3 separate regions of the Homo sapiens genome follow, and regions 2 and 3 are each linked to region 1. Evidence: read pairs that join two places in POLR2A ChIA-PET (ENCODE). Cell type or tissue: OCI-LY7. All regions are shown on one strand. Region 1 overlaps LOC101928911 (a long non-coding RNA gene). Region 2 holds the start of LOC124901528 (small nucleolar RNA U13). Region 3 overlaps LOC101928911 (a long non-coding RNA gene).

Evidence for each region. Peaks named below come from ENCODE experiments on the same cell type or tissue, not always from the same donor. Only the 100,000 strongest peaks of a DNase experiment are listed, where the experiment ranks them.
Region 2: POLR2A ChIA-PET joins it to region 1 with 7 read pairs; 7 of 35 experiments call an interaction of 5 or more read pairs at or near these places.
Region 3: POLR2A ChIA-PET joins it to region 1 with 5 read pairs; 3 of 35 experiments call an interaction of 5 or more read pairs at or near these places.

The regions. Positions count from the first base shown.
Region 1 is chr6:87,797,652-87,801,651 of GRCh38, forward strand. The region is part of intron 2 of LOC101928911 (a long non-coding RNA gene); the gene reads left to right. Among named protein-coding and RNA genes, the nearest start is that of AKIRIN2, 97 kb to the left of the region's middle. RefSeq lists enhancers at 1,073-1,574, 2,213-2,282. In OCI-LY7, no CTCF peak of the experiment used is centred here; DNase peaks (open chromatin) are centred at 1,070, 1,380 and 2,200; H3K4me3 peaks cover 3,646 bases; H3K27ac peaks cover 4,000 bases.
Region 2 is chr6:87,716,985-87,720,984 of GRCh38, forward strand. LOC124901528 (small nucleolar RNA U13) reads left to right here and starts at 3,931; the gene lies at 3,931-4,000. In OCI-LY7, no CTCF peak of the experiment used is centred here; no DNase peak of the experiment used is centred here.
Region 3 is chr6:87,858,668-87,862,667 of GRCh38, forward strand. The region is part of intron 2 of LOC101928911 (a long non-coding RNA gene); the gene reads left to right. Among named protein-coding and RNA genes, the nearest start is that of AKIRIN2, 160 kb to the left of the region's middle. RefSeq lists an enhancer at 3,021-3,834. In OCI-LY7, no CTCF peak of the experiment used is centred here; no DNase peak of the experiment used is centred here.

The DNA.
Region 1 (4,000 bases):
CAAAGTGCTGGGATTACAGTCATGAGCCACTGTGCCCGGCCTTGAATTTTTTATACAGTTAAAATGCATGTCCATTTTTGGGAAAAAATACATAAAATACAGACTATTGATGAAAAATATATCACCCATGATTTTTCCTTGCCCAGGGTCATGTTAACATTTTGTGAAATATCCTACAACACATTTAAATATGTATTTATGCTTTCTATAATTAAAAATGGACCACATGAGAAATGTTTTCAATAATATTTGGTGAAAATATTTGCATCTCCATATAGCTCTGCTGCAAGGTATTTGGTAAGATCCAAATATCTGGGTGTGCTACTAGAAACCATTTTTATAAATAATGTTGAAATGAACAGGTTTGTGTATAGATCTTGAAGTACCCAGCTGATAACTTCCTTGAGATCAAAAGGAAATTCGTGGATCAACCAGCGTGCATTTTTATAAGACATTTAATTCACATTGCCAACTTGCTGTATGAGCCCATTTATATAAATTTCAAAACACTCAAGGCTAAATTACAGTGTTTCTAGGTGAATAGTTAGGTTACAAAAGTAATGGAAATGATGTACCAATTCACCCTCCCACTAGAATTGTACAAGAATGCCTCTTTTCCTACATCTTTGCTAACATTGGGTATCATTAATTTTTTTTCACAGAAAGTCTTTTAGTTTCTTCTGAAGGAGTGAAGCCCTTGTCCTCCCTGATTTTAATGTAATTGTTTCTTTGCTTCTCTTTTATGCTTTTGCTGCCTAACTATTCACCCTAGAAACATTATAATTTAGTCTTGCATGTTTTTAAATTTATATAAATGAGATTATGTAGCATTTATTATTTTACTCCTGGCTTCTTTCATCCATTATTATGCCTGTTAAATACATCTATGTGGTCACATGGAGCTGTGTCATGTCCATTTTCATGGATATATATTATTCCATTGTTAGAACACCCAGCAATGTATTCATTCTATTGTTGCTGGACATTTTAGCTGTTTCTAGCTTTTGACTCCTATCAAGAATGCTGCTGAGAACCTTCTTATACAGGTTTCCTGTGCACAAGCTTTTTTTAAAAGGACAGCTGTGATTCCACTTTATGTCACTGGGAACTGGAGCCTTTTGGTAACAATGAGATGCAGGGATCTAACTGTGTATTCAGGATGCTGCTCTAGCCCATTTCCTGCTTGCCACGGGGTATGTGGATGGGGCTGGAGGTCATTCTTATTAAAATTCTTCCTAAAAATCAAGGCAGAAAGAAGCAAGAACTTTCTGGGCAAGATAAAGGGGACAACTTGAAAGGGTACTGAACTGGAGATCAAAGAGCCCTTCATGCTGCTGGCTTTTGATGTTAGCATTAACTGCACACACTGTGGTCATTAATTAACTTGTGTTCAGAGCTTGCTGCATTCCCCCACCTACTGTCTCCTAATCAGCAACCCTCCACTCAAGGCCAACATCATCATTATCAAGTTCTGGGACTTGATGTGAGGGTGCCTTTGGCTGCTGTGGGCACTCGGTGCTGCTGGAACAGCCCTGGGGAAGAGCTTTGAAGCACACTTACAGAGGCTGTAAAATCTGAGAAAGTTGGGACCAGAAGTCCTGCCTGCTGGATCATGACAGGCAGACTCCATGGCTTTTACAGGCTTGTTGGAGAAAGTGGAGTTTCGATGAAACATAAGTGGTGCTTGTTTTCATTCCATGTAGCTAGTAAGCAGGGCATGTTCAGGGAAGAATCCCGTTCTTCTACTCATACTCCCTTTTGTCTTCCTCGGCTCCATGCCTCTTGTTTTAGAAATTAATTTATCTATGTAGCTCTGAGGAATAGAAATTAATTTGTTTTAGAAATTAATTTATCTATGTAGCTCTGAGGAATAGATATACATATCCCTCTAATGAGCCTTTGACAGAGGTGCCAATACAGCCCTAAAGGCAACAAGGGAAAACAGAGGACTGAGAAGTGGGAAAAGGAAACATGGAGAAAATGGGTGTCTACAGGTAACACTAATCTATGGTGATAGAGGCGAGATGAGTGGCATCAAATGGGAAGGGACACAAGGGAACGTTTTGGGGGAGTCAGAATATTTTAAATCTTGATCTCGGTGGTGGTTATGCGCATAAATTCATCAAGTGCACACTTAGATCTTTGCACTTTACTAAATGTAAGTTATACATAAAAAATGAAGTCTGCCAGGGAGTTTCGCTTTCACTGGCCATCTGTGCTTTACCATCAACTTCCTCCTTTATACTACAGGTGTTATATATATTCCATATACACATGATTTAAACCCCTCAATTATGATGCTATAATTTTTACTTTCAACAGTGATACGTATTTTAGAGAAAAATAATAAATATTGTTTTTTATATTTACCCATCTAGTTACCATTTGTAAAGAATGTTTTGGGAAATCCAAATTTCCATCTGCTATCATTTCCTGTTAGCCTGAAAAACTTTCTTAAGCATTTCTTGTGGTGCAGACAGCAAACATTGTTAGTTTTCATTTATAAGAAAACGTCTTTATTCTGCCTTCAGTCTTGAAGGATATTTTTACTAGATATAGAATCCTAGCTCTAGGTTTTACCATTTTTCCTTTTGCACCTTAAAAATATTTTACTCTTGGCCGGACACAGTGGCTCACACCTGTAATTCTAGCACTTTGGGAGGCAGAGGCGGGCAGATCACCTGAGGTCAGGTGTTTGAGACCAGCCTGGCCAACACGGTGAAATCCTGTCTCTACTAAAAATACAAAATTAGCTGGGCGTGGTGGTGTGTGCCTGTAATCCCAGCTATTCAGGAGGCTGAGGCAGGAGAATCACTTGAACCTGGGAGGTGGAGGTTGCAGTGAGCCGAGATCAAGCCATTGCACCCCAGGCTGGGTGACAAGAGCGAAACTCTGTCTCAAAAAAAAAAAAATTTTTTTTTTACTCTCTTCTGGCTTCTTTTTTTTTTTTTTCCTAATGAGAAATCAGCTATCATCTGTATTGTTTTCCTGTATATAATGAGTGCTTTACTCTGATGCTTCCAAGATTTTTTTTTTTGTCTTTGGGTTTCAACAGTTTGGGTAAGATGTACATAGGTATAGTTTTCTTTGTATTTATCCTGCTTGGGGTTTACTGAATCTTTAAATGTATGTCCTTTAGCAAGTTTGGTAATCTTCCTCTCATTATTTCTTCAGAAATTTTTTGTGTCCCATTCCTTCTCTTTTCTCTTCCTCTGGGACTATAATTACGTGTATGTTATACATGTTATTCTTTGCTTTCTCACAAGTCCTGGAGGCTCTCCTCTTTTTCAATTTTTTTTCTGTTTTTATTTATATTTTTAATTTATTTCTGAGACAGAGTTTCATTCTTGTTGCCCAGGCTGGAGTCTAGTGGCACAATCTCGGCTGACTGCAACCTCCGCCTCCCGGGTTCAAGCGATTCTCCTGTCTCAGCCTCCAGAGTAGCTGGAATTACAGGCACTCACCACCATGCCCGGCTAATTTTGTATTTTTAGCAGAGACGGGGTTTCACCATGTTGGCCAGGCTGGTCTTGAACTCCTGACCACAGGTGATCTGCCCGCCTCGGCCTCCCAAAGTGTTGGGATTACAGGCATGAGCCACCACCCCCAGACTTTTCTGTTTTTAGATTGGGTAATTCTTTTGATCTATCTTCACATTTACTGACCCTTTCCTTTGTCATTTCCAATTCATTGTTAAGCCCATCAGTGAGTTTTTAAAATTGCAGATATTATATTTTGTAATTCTAGTATTTTCATTTGGTTCTTTTCTATTTCTCTGTTGTGATTTTCTTTCTGCTCATTTGTTATGAGTATATTTCCTTTATATATTTGAGCGTAATTATAATGGCTGTTTTAAAACTTTTGTTTCTTAATTCCAACATATAAATCATCTTAGGAGTCTCCATTGATTGTCATTTTTCTTGTATATGAGTCATATTTTCCCATTTTTTCTTATGTCTTGTAATTTTGGATCATGTTGTGCATATTGTGAATGATATAG
Region 2 (4,000 bases), 81 kb before region 1:
TGAATATGTGATAGAATAATATTTTTAATAATTAATGGTAACTTTTTTCTCCCATATTTCCACCCTTCTTTTTCTCTCCCACTCCATTCCATTCAAGCATGTATTCCTTGCATCACATTCGAGCACGTGATTCATTGCTTCAGAAGAGGAACATTACCAAGTGGAAAGCAGAAATGGTTTCTAGCTTTTGTGTTTCCAAAAAGCCTAAACCTATTAAGCGAATTATGCCCAGTGCTTTGAGGCAGTAATAACAAAATGGAGCAAGTGCCACTGAGAAAAAATAGCAGCAGTATTGAGAGAGGGCAGCTTTCCCAGGACTAGAAAAATATTTCTAACTTCCTGAGAGTGGGTGTAGGGAAGAACAAAGACAAGAGGGAGATTAGGGGATCAAAAACGAGAGGACTGGGCTGAAGAGGCCAGGAAGACAGAAACCAGACACATCTCAGCTACAGTGGGCCATCTTCCAGAGTCCAGGAGCCACCTGGGAGCTGGGAACTGCCATTGCCTAAATCCAGAGTCTCTGAGAGCCAGCTATTCCCTCTCCATGTTCATGACTGTCTGCAGGAGTAACACCATTTGCCTCATGCAACCTGAACAACTGCACCTTCAAAACATCCTTAGCCCATCAGAAGCCCAAGTAAGAGTAGCTGGGGTCCTGGATACCCAGAGGTTTGGTGAAAGTCAAGTGGAAATCAGCTCTAGAGTTCATATGGGGGGATTCTGCCTGGAATAAGCTGTAGGTCCACCCTGAGCTGGGAGAGCAGTTCAACATACCAGAATATTAGGATCACCAGACAGACCTGCTGGGAGTCTATAGCAAATAAGGGCCTATGCTGTGTTCTAACAGAAGCGCCAACTGATTGTATAATAGTTGATTGAGGTCAGCTTACAAGTGAGTTTTCCTGGTCCAGTATAGGGGATTTGCTTTGGTTGGTTGTTCTCATCAGAGTGCTTTTGGGAAGAAAAAACTCTGCAGGCCCACTGTCTTTCTTCACATCTAGCCCCTTCACTCATTAACATTCCTGCCTGGCCCCTGAGGACATCTAAATTTTCTGAGCCCTCCTATGCAAAGTGCTCGACCTACAATAGGGGGATTCCTTGACATGAAACCCTGACACTATACAAAATCACAAATACATGCATTTTTCTAAGGAGCAAGTCTTAGCTTTCATCAACTACTCAAAGGAGTGTCTGATACTTGGGTTGGAATCCTGGCTGCTGTTTACTAGCTGTGTGACCTTGAGCATGTCACTTAACCTGTCTATGCTTCCATTTCCTTATCTTTGAAATAGGGATGGTTATTTATTTTTGTATTTACTTATTTATTCAGAAACAGAGTCTCACTCTATCATCCATTTCATCCAGGCTGGAGTGCAGTGGCACAATCATAACTCACTGCAGCCTCAAACTCCTGGGCTCAGGTGATCTTCCCGTCTCGGCCTCCCAAGTAACTGGAACTACAGGCACATGCCACCATGCCAAGCTAATCTTTTAATTTTTTGTAAAAACAGGGTCTCACTATATTGCCCAGGCAGGATTCAAACTCCTAACCTCAAGCAATCATCCTGCCTTGGCCTCCCAAACAGGGATATTAATAGTATCTAACTCTAAGGGCTGATATGAGGAGCAAATGAGCTAGTATATGTAGAGGGCTTTGAATGACCAACTCTATATAAGTGTTTGCTATCATTATTATAGAGGACATAGACCACAGGGGGGATGGGAAGCCTGTGTCTAAGGGAAGACAGTGTAGAGAGGAGAGTGAGTACACCTTTGTTAAACCCAGCCCATCTTTAGGACGTACCTGCACAACCTTCAGAGCTTGCTTACTCAACAAAGGGTCCCGGCATAAACCTCACACTGGAAGTGGGCAGGGAGGCTGCGCTGCCTGTGGCCAGAAATGTGCTAGCTGCTAGGTTATTAGTGTACCTCCTGTTCTAAGAAAGACAAGGATCTGAAGGTGGTAGTAAGAGGGCGCCTGAAGTCGTAATCTTGGAGACCACGATTCTGCCCTAGAAGCCAATGTCCCCTAAGTTCTGGGCTGTAGTCGCCAAGCTGGCCTGGAGCAGGAGGTATAGCAGAATCAGACAGCAGAAACTGGAAACCTGCTCCTCCACTTTCTAGCTGAGTGTTCTTGGGCAACTTACTAAACCTCCCTAAGCCATCATTTCCTTTTCTGTCAAATTGAGCAATAATATACGCACTATGGTCAAATAATTAATGTATGCAAAGCACTTAGCAAGTACATAGTGAGTGCTCAATAAACAGAGCCAATACTATGGTAACGCTGCAGTATTGAGATCAGGCTGACAGGGAGCTGAGTGGCAACTGATCAGATGGGGAATCCTAGAAGAGCAAGTTGAAGGAGTAATACAGTGATGACACATGTGGTCCATTGTGCAATTTTTTGCTTTGGCTTGCCTCAAAGCTTGGGATCCCAGATTTGTTAGGGTCTCTTTGGGCTTCTTAGGAACCAGGAGGGAGGAAAATAAAGATCAGAATATTCTTTCAAAACCATTTCCTCCCTCCCCACCCTAACATTCCTATGAAGAGAACTTGTGATACTGCTTATCTTAACAGAAATCCAATCAAACTAGCTTAAGGACACAGAACTTTCTCACAGGCCTGGAGAAAGGATGTGATCAAGGCCACAAGCCCTCATCTCTTCTGCTTCCAAGGTATCCCTGTTTCTTTTCATTCTGCAAACCTACTTTCTCCTTTTTATGATGTACATGATAAAAAATTGTTGACCCAGACAGCACTGCATGATTTCCTGGCTTAAATACAGCAGACTAGAGGTGCCCTATTCTCCAACCCAAATTCCTGGAAGAGGGAATTTATTGGCTCAGCTCCTATCACATACCTGCCCCTGATACTCTCAATCAAATGTACGTATATATGGGATGGGGGGATTAAACAGATTGAGTAGTGCAGACACATAATTTCAAACAATTTGTAGAAGAAAAAAACCAAATGGCTAACAAACACTTGAAAAGATACTCGTCTTCACTAATATTCAAAGAAATGCAAATTAGTACAACAATGTGAGGTACTAATTTTTTTTTTGGACTGTCAGATTGGCAACAATGAAAAATAAAGGTAACTGAAGGAAACTTGCTAAGAGAGGAAGGTGATATGATTTTTCTGGTGTCCTATTGGGCATTATGTTTTAATATTTTAAATGTGCATAAGCTTTAACCCAGTTATTTTACTTACACAAATTTATCCTAAGGAAATAATCAGAACATGCATAGGCATATATCTACATATATGTTTATTGCAGTATTTCAGTATTTAAGAAAAACTTAGAACATCCTATATGCCCTTCAGCGGAGGGCAGAGATTATGGTACAAAAGAATGCTGAGAGACCATTATAAAAATTATAAAGAATGAGATGGATCGGTATGTAAAATGTATATGACAAATTGTAGAGAAAAAAAAAAAGCCAGGCATGGTGATTCATGCCTGCAATCCCAGCACTTTGGGAGACAGAGGCAAGTGGATCACGTAAGGTCAGGAGTTTAAGACCAGCCTGGGTAACATGGTAAAACCCTGTCTCTACTAAAAATACAAAAATTAGCCAGGCATGGTGGCACACACCTGTAGTCCCAGCTACTTGGGAGGCTGAGGCACGAGAATCATTTGAACCCAAGAGGCAGAGGTTGCAGTGAGCCAAGGTCATGCTACTGCACTCCAGCCTGAGTGACAGAGCAAGACTCTATCTCAGAAAAATAAAAAAAGCAAGGCACAGAAAAGAGTGGATAATATGACCCCATTTTTGTTAACATATAGAGTATGTATTATGTACTATACATAGTATATTCGGGGTACATACATATATGTATACACACACATATATATATTTGCGTGTGTGTGTGTGTGTGTGTGTGTGTGTGTGTGTAATATGTATCTGAAAGAATACATATTAGATCCTTTTGTAGTTCATGAGCAAGATGATTGGGTGATCATGCACATGTGTGAGATGGGCCATCCTCAAAC
Region 3 (4,000 bases), 61 kb after region 1:
CCACGGGCTTCCAGCAGGTGGTATATTAGGAAAAATATTTACATAAAAGAAGATAAAGAGTCATTTTATTTTCATCCTAATCCATGTTCTACCTTAATTGCCTTATGGAAAAATCCTGTTTACTTGGCCCTCTTTCTTGTGCAGAAATATAGATCATGACCATTGGAAAATGGAATTGCAGTCTTCTGCCACAGCAGGAAAATACATTATTGTTGGGTTGGGTGTTTCATTAAAGGTTTCTGCAGAGGCTGAATATCTTTATCTAAAATTCACAAAAATGCCTCAGGCCAATATCCTAAAAAAATGAGAATTATTTACCTGGAATCTCCTTGGTTCTCTCTCTGTTGCTCGTTTTCTTTCTCTTTTCTTATCTTGCTGATTATTTTACTGTGGCTCTGTACAGCCATAAGATTCTCTACTAATTTACTACTTTTAACCACTCTCGATTCAGTATCAGAGTGATAAATTGTTTGATTCTTTTTTCTGTTGTGGAGATCAGGAAGTGTAGGAGATTTATACCTAAATATTCTTCTTCCCGATTTAAGAAGGAACAATAGTCTCGAATTCCTAGGAAAAGATAATTTGGAGAATCCATACCAGAACGAGTGTTCCAATGAAGATGTTTTCTTTGCATGCTGATTTCTTTCTTGTAGGTTATCTCTTTATTGCAGAACCACAGAAGTTGGAGGGGTCTCCAGAGGATGTCTAAGATGAATCACTGCCTCAGGCAGACACAGACCAAAGAGTGGTGTGAAGTTAGATTCTGGGCCCAAACAACCATTCCAGAAAGAGCTCTATAAACTTTCATTATTAATAAATAAAAACATTCTGAGATGCTCTGCTAACTAAGTTTTATGGTCAATATTTATAGCTAGTTACTAAATTACCACTAAAAGCTTATCACAGGTCCATTTCTAAAGATGCATATTATCTAACAGGGTGGTTGTTCTTAATCACATTCCATTTTCACACTTAAAATAGGTAAAAGCACATATCCATGTTCCCAAAGGTTTGCATCTCTAATAGAGTTAAAATTGCACTTATGCATTTTTCTATAACTTTGTTAGTCTTAGCGTTGAATACCAAACTTGTCTTTACACAGGCAAAACACAGCTAAAGTTGTAAGCACTGTCTGGCCATTAAAACTGTAAGCACTTCACTTGACAGACCCAAATAATCAAGGAGGAATAACTTGGGGGAACTTATATTGACTCTTTCAATTCTCTTTTTATAAGGAAATCGTTTCCTGTGTCCAATTTGATTATAGGAAGAAAATGATGAAGGTGGCCTCACACATGCCTAGCTTCCTCCTTTTGCCGGGCTCTTACAAAATACCCTTGACTATGTGGCTTAAACAACAGGCATTTATTTCTCATAGCTCTGGAGGCTGGGAAGTCCAAAATCAAGGTGCTGGCATATTTGGTTCCAATGAGTACCTCCTTCCTAGACTGCAGACAGTCGCCTTTTTGCTGTGTCCTCACATGGCAGAAAGACAGAGACCAAGCTCCCTGGTGTCTCTTATTATAAGGACACTAATCATATCATGAGAGCCCCATTCTTATGACCTCATCTAAACCCATTTATCTCCCAAAGGTCCTGGCTCCAAATACCATCACATTGGGTATTAGGGCTTCAACATATAATTTTGTGGGGACAAAATTCGGCCATATCATATAGAATACAATACTATTATAAGTATACAAATTATAAGTAGACAGCTCAATAAATTTTTGCAAAGTGGACCAGGCATGGTGGCTCACACCTGTAATCCCAGCACTTTGGGAGGCCAAGGTGGGCGGATCATGAGGTCAGGAGATCGAGACCGTCCTGGCTAACATGGTGAAACCTTGTCTCTACTAAAAGTACACAAAAAAATTAGCCGGGCATGGTGGTGGGCGCCTGTAGTTCCAGCTACATGGGAGGCTGAGGTGGGAGAATGGCATGAACCCGGGAGGTGGAGCTTTCAGTGAGCCGAGATCGCGCCACTGCACTCCAGCCTGGGCAACAGAGCGAGACTCCATCTCAAAAAAAAAAATTTTTTTTTGGCAAAGTGAGCAGACCTGTGTAACCAATGTCTGGATCAAGAAACAGAATATTACCAGCAACATTCTCTCCCTGCCCCAATAGTATCACTATTCTGACTTCTTGACACCATCGATTGGTTTTGCCTGTTTTCGAACTTTTGAATACTCTGTGAAGAATATCTATAGCAGCACTCTTTACAATAGCCTAAAGGTGGAAGTGATTTGGTGAACATGCGTACCCATTTCTGTTGGGTATAGACCTAGAGATGGGATCGTGGAGTCATCAGGTATGTGTATGCTCAGCTTTACTAGATATTGACAAACAGTTTTTCCAAACTGGTTGGGCCAATTTAAACCCCCATGAGTTTGAGAGTGCTTATTGCTCCACACCTTCACCAACACTTTGTATTGTCAGTCTTTTTCATTTTAGCCATTCTAGTGGTATGTAATTGCATCACATGTGCTTTAATTTGTGCTTCCTTGATGACTAATGAAGTTGAGCATCTTTTCCTATTTTTAAAATTACAAGTGCTTTTAATTAGGATACCATGACTGCCAAACAGCTCCACCCTACTTTGTGTCATCTGAAGGACTAAGCTGTGCATTGTAATTCAAGTCTTCACTGTAATGATACTCTATGGTGCTTGGACTGACATCAAGCCACTCGGCTCGATTATACTTCGGTCTGGCCTTTGACTAAGTGTTAAGCCATATTTTGATAAGTAATTAATGAGAATATAATGTAGACTAGACTTGAATCTCTGGAGGAAATTAGCTCTAATTCTGCCTCCCTTATCTACATAACATGTAGATCAACCCTGTAGTAGAAGAACTACCTCTCAGGCTGTTCTTCATGGATCCATGCAAGGTTATTTGAACCTAGTGCTTCTCTGAGTCATGTCAAATAGATAGTTTGATGATTTGTCCTTGTGTATCCACAGGAATTAATGTTAAAGGATGTGTTATAATTGTCAGTCTCATGTGTCTTCCTCCTTTCCCTGAAACTGTCAAGGCAGTGGGACTCTATGCTGGCAGGAGGTTGGAACGTTAGTTGCTTTAACATCACCATTTCCAAGGTTCTCTATCTCAGGCAATCCTTTCTCCTTTTAGTTGTGTCTGTTTAAAAATACCAAGCTTTTCAGATGGCCAACATCCTCTTGATGCTAGTTTTCATGCGCGTCCGTGTGAAGAGACTACCAAACAGGCTTTGTGTGAGCAATAAAGCTTTTAATCACCAGGGTGCAGGCGGGCTGAGTCCGAAAAGAGAGTCAGCGAAGGGAGATAGGGGTGGGGCCGTTTTATAAGATTTGGGTAGGTAAAGGAAAATTACAGTCAAAGGGGCTTTGTTCTCTGGTGGGCAGGAGTGGGGGTTGCAAGGTGCTCAGTGAGGGAGCTTTTTGAGCCAGGAAGAGCCAGGAAAAGGACTTTCACAAGGTAATGTCATCACTTAAGGCAAGGACCAGCCATTTTCACTTCTTTTGTGGTGGAATGTCATCAGTTAAGGCAAGGACCGGCCATTTACACTTCTTTTGTGGTGGAATGTCATCAGTTAAGGCAGGGCAGGGCATTTTCACTTCTTTTGTGATTCTTCAGTTACTTCAGGCCATCTGGGCATATACGTGCAAGTCACAGGGGATGCGATGGCTTGGTTTGGGCTCAGAGGCCTGACACTAGTCAGTTCACTGTGGTCCACCAATGGAGTTGATTATGAAATTTGAGGTAAGGATGCTGACTTTTGGAAGGTGTCCCCAGGTATCTGCTTGGTAATCTTATGGAATGATATATTATTATTTCTCCCAAAAGGGAGCCACTCTAATAATACATTGTTCAGTGAACTTTGAGTTTATTTAAAAATGATGCATTAGAACCACTGTGAACTTTAGAAACTGCATGTTCTGGAAACTATCTGTAGAGTTTCCTTAAGAAGTATGTTATTTGCTATGCTTTTTAGTTGGTATATCTTTTCTTAAGAATAT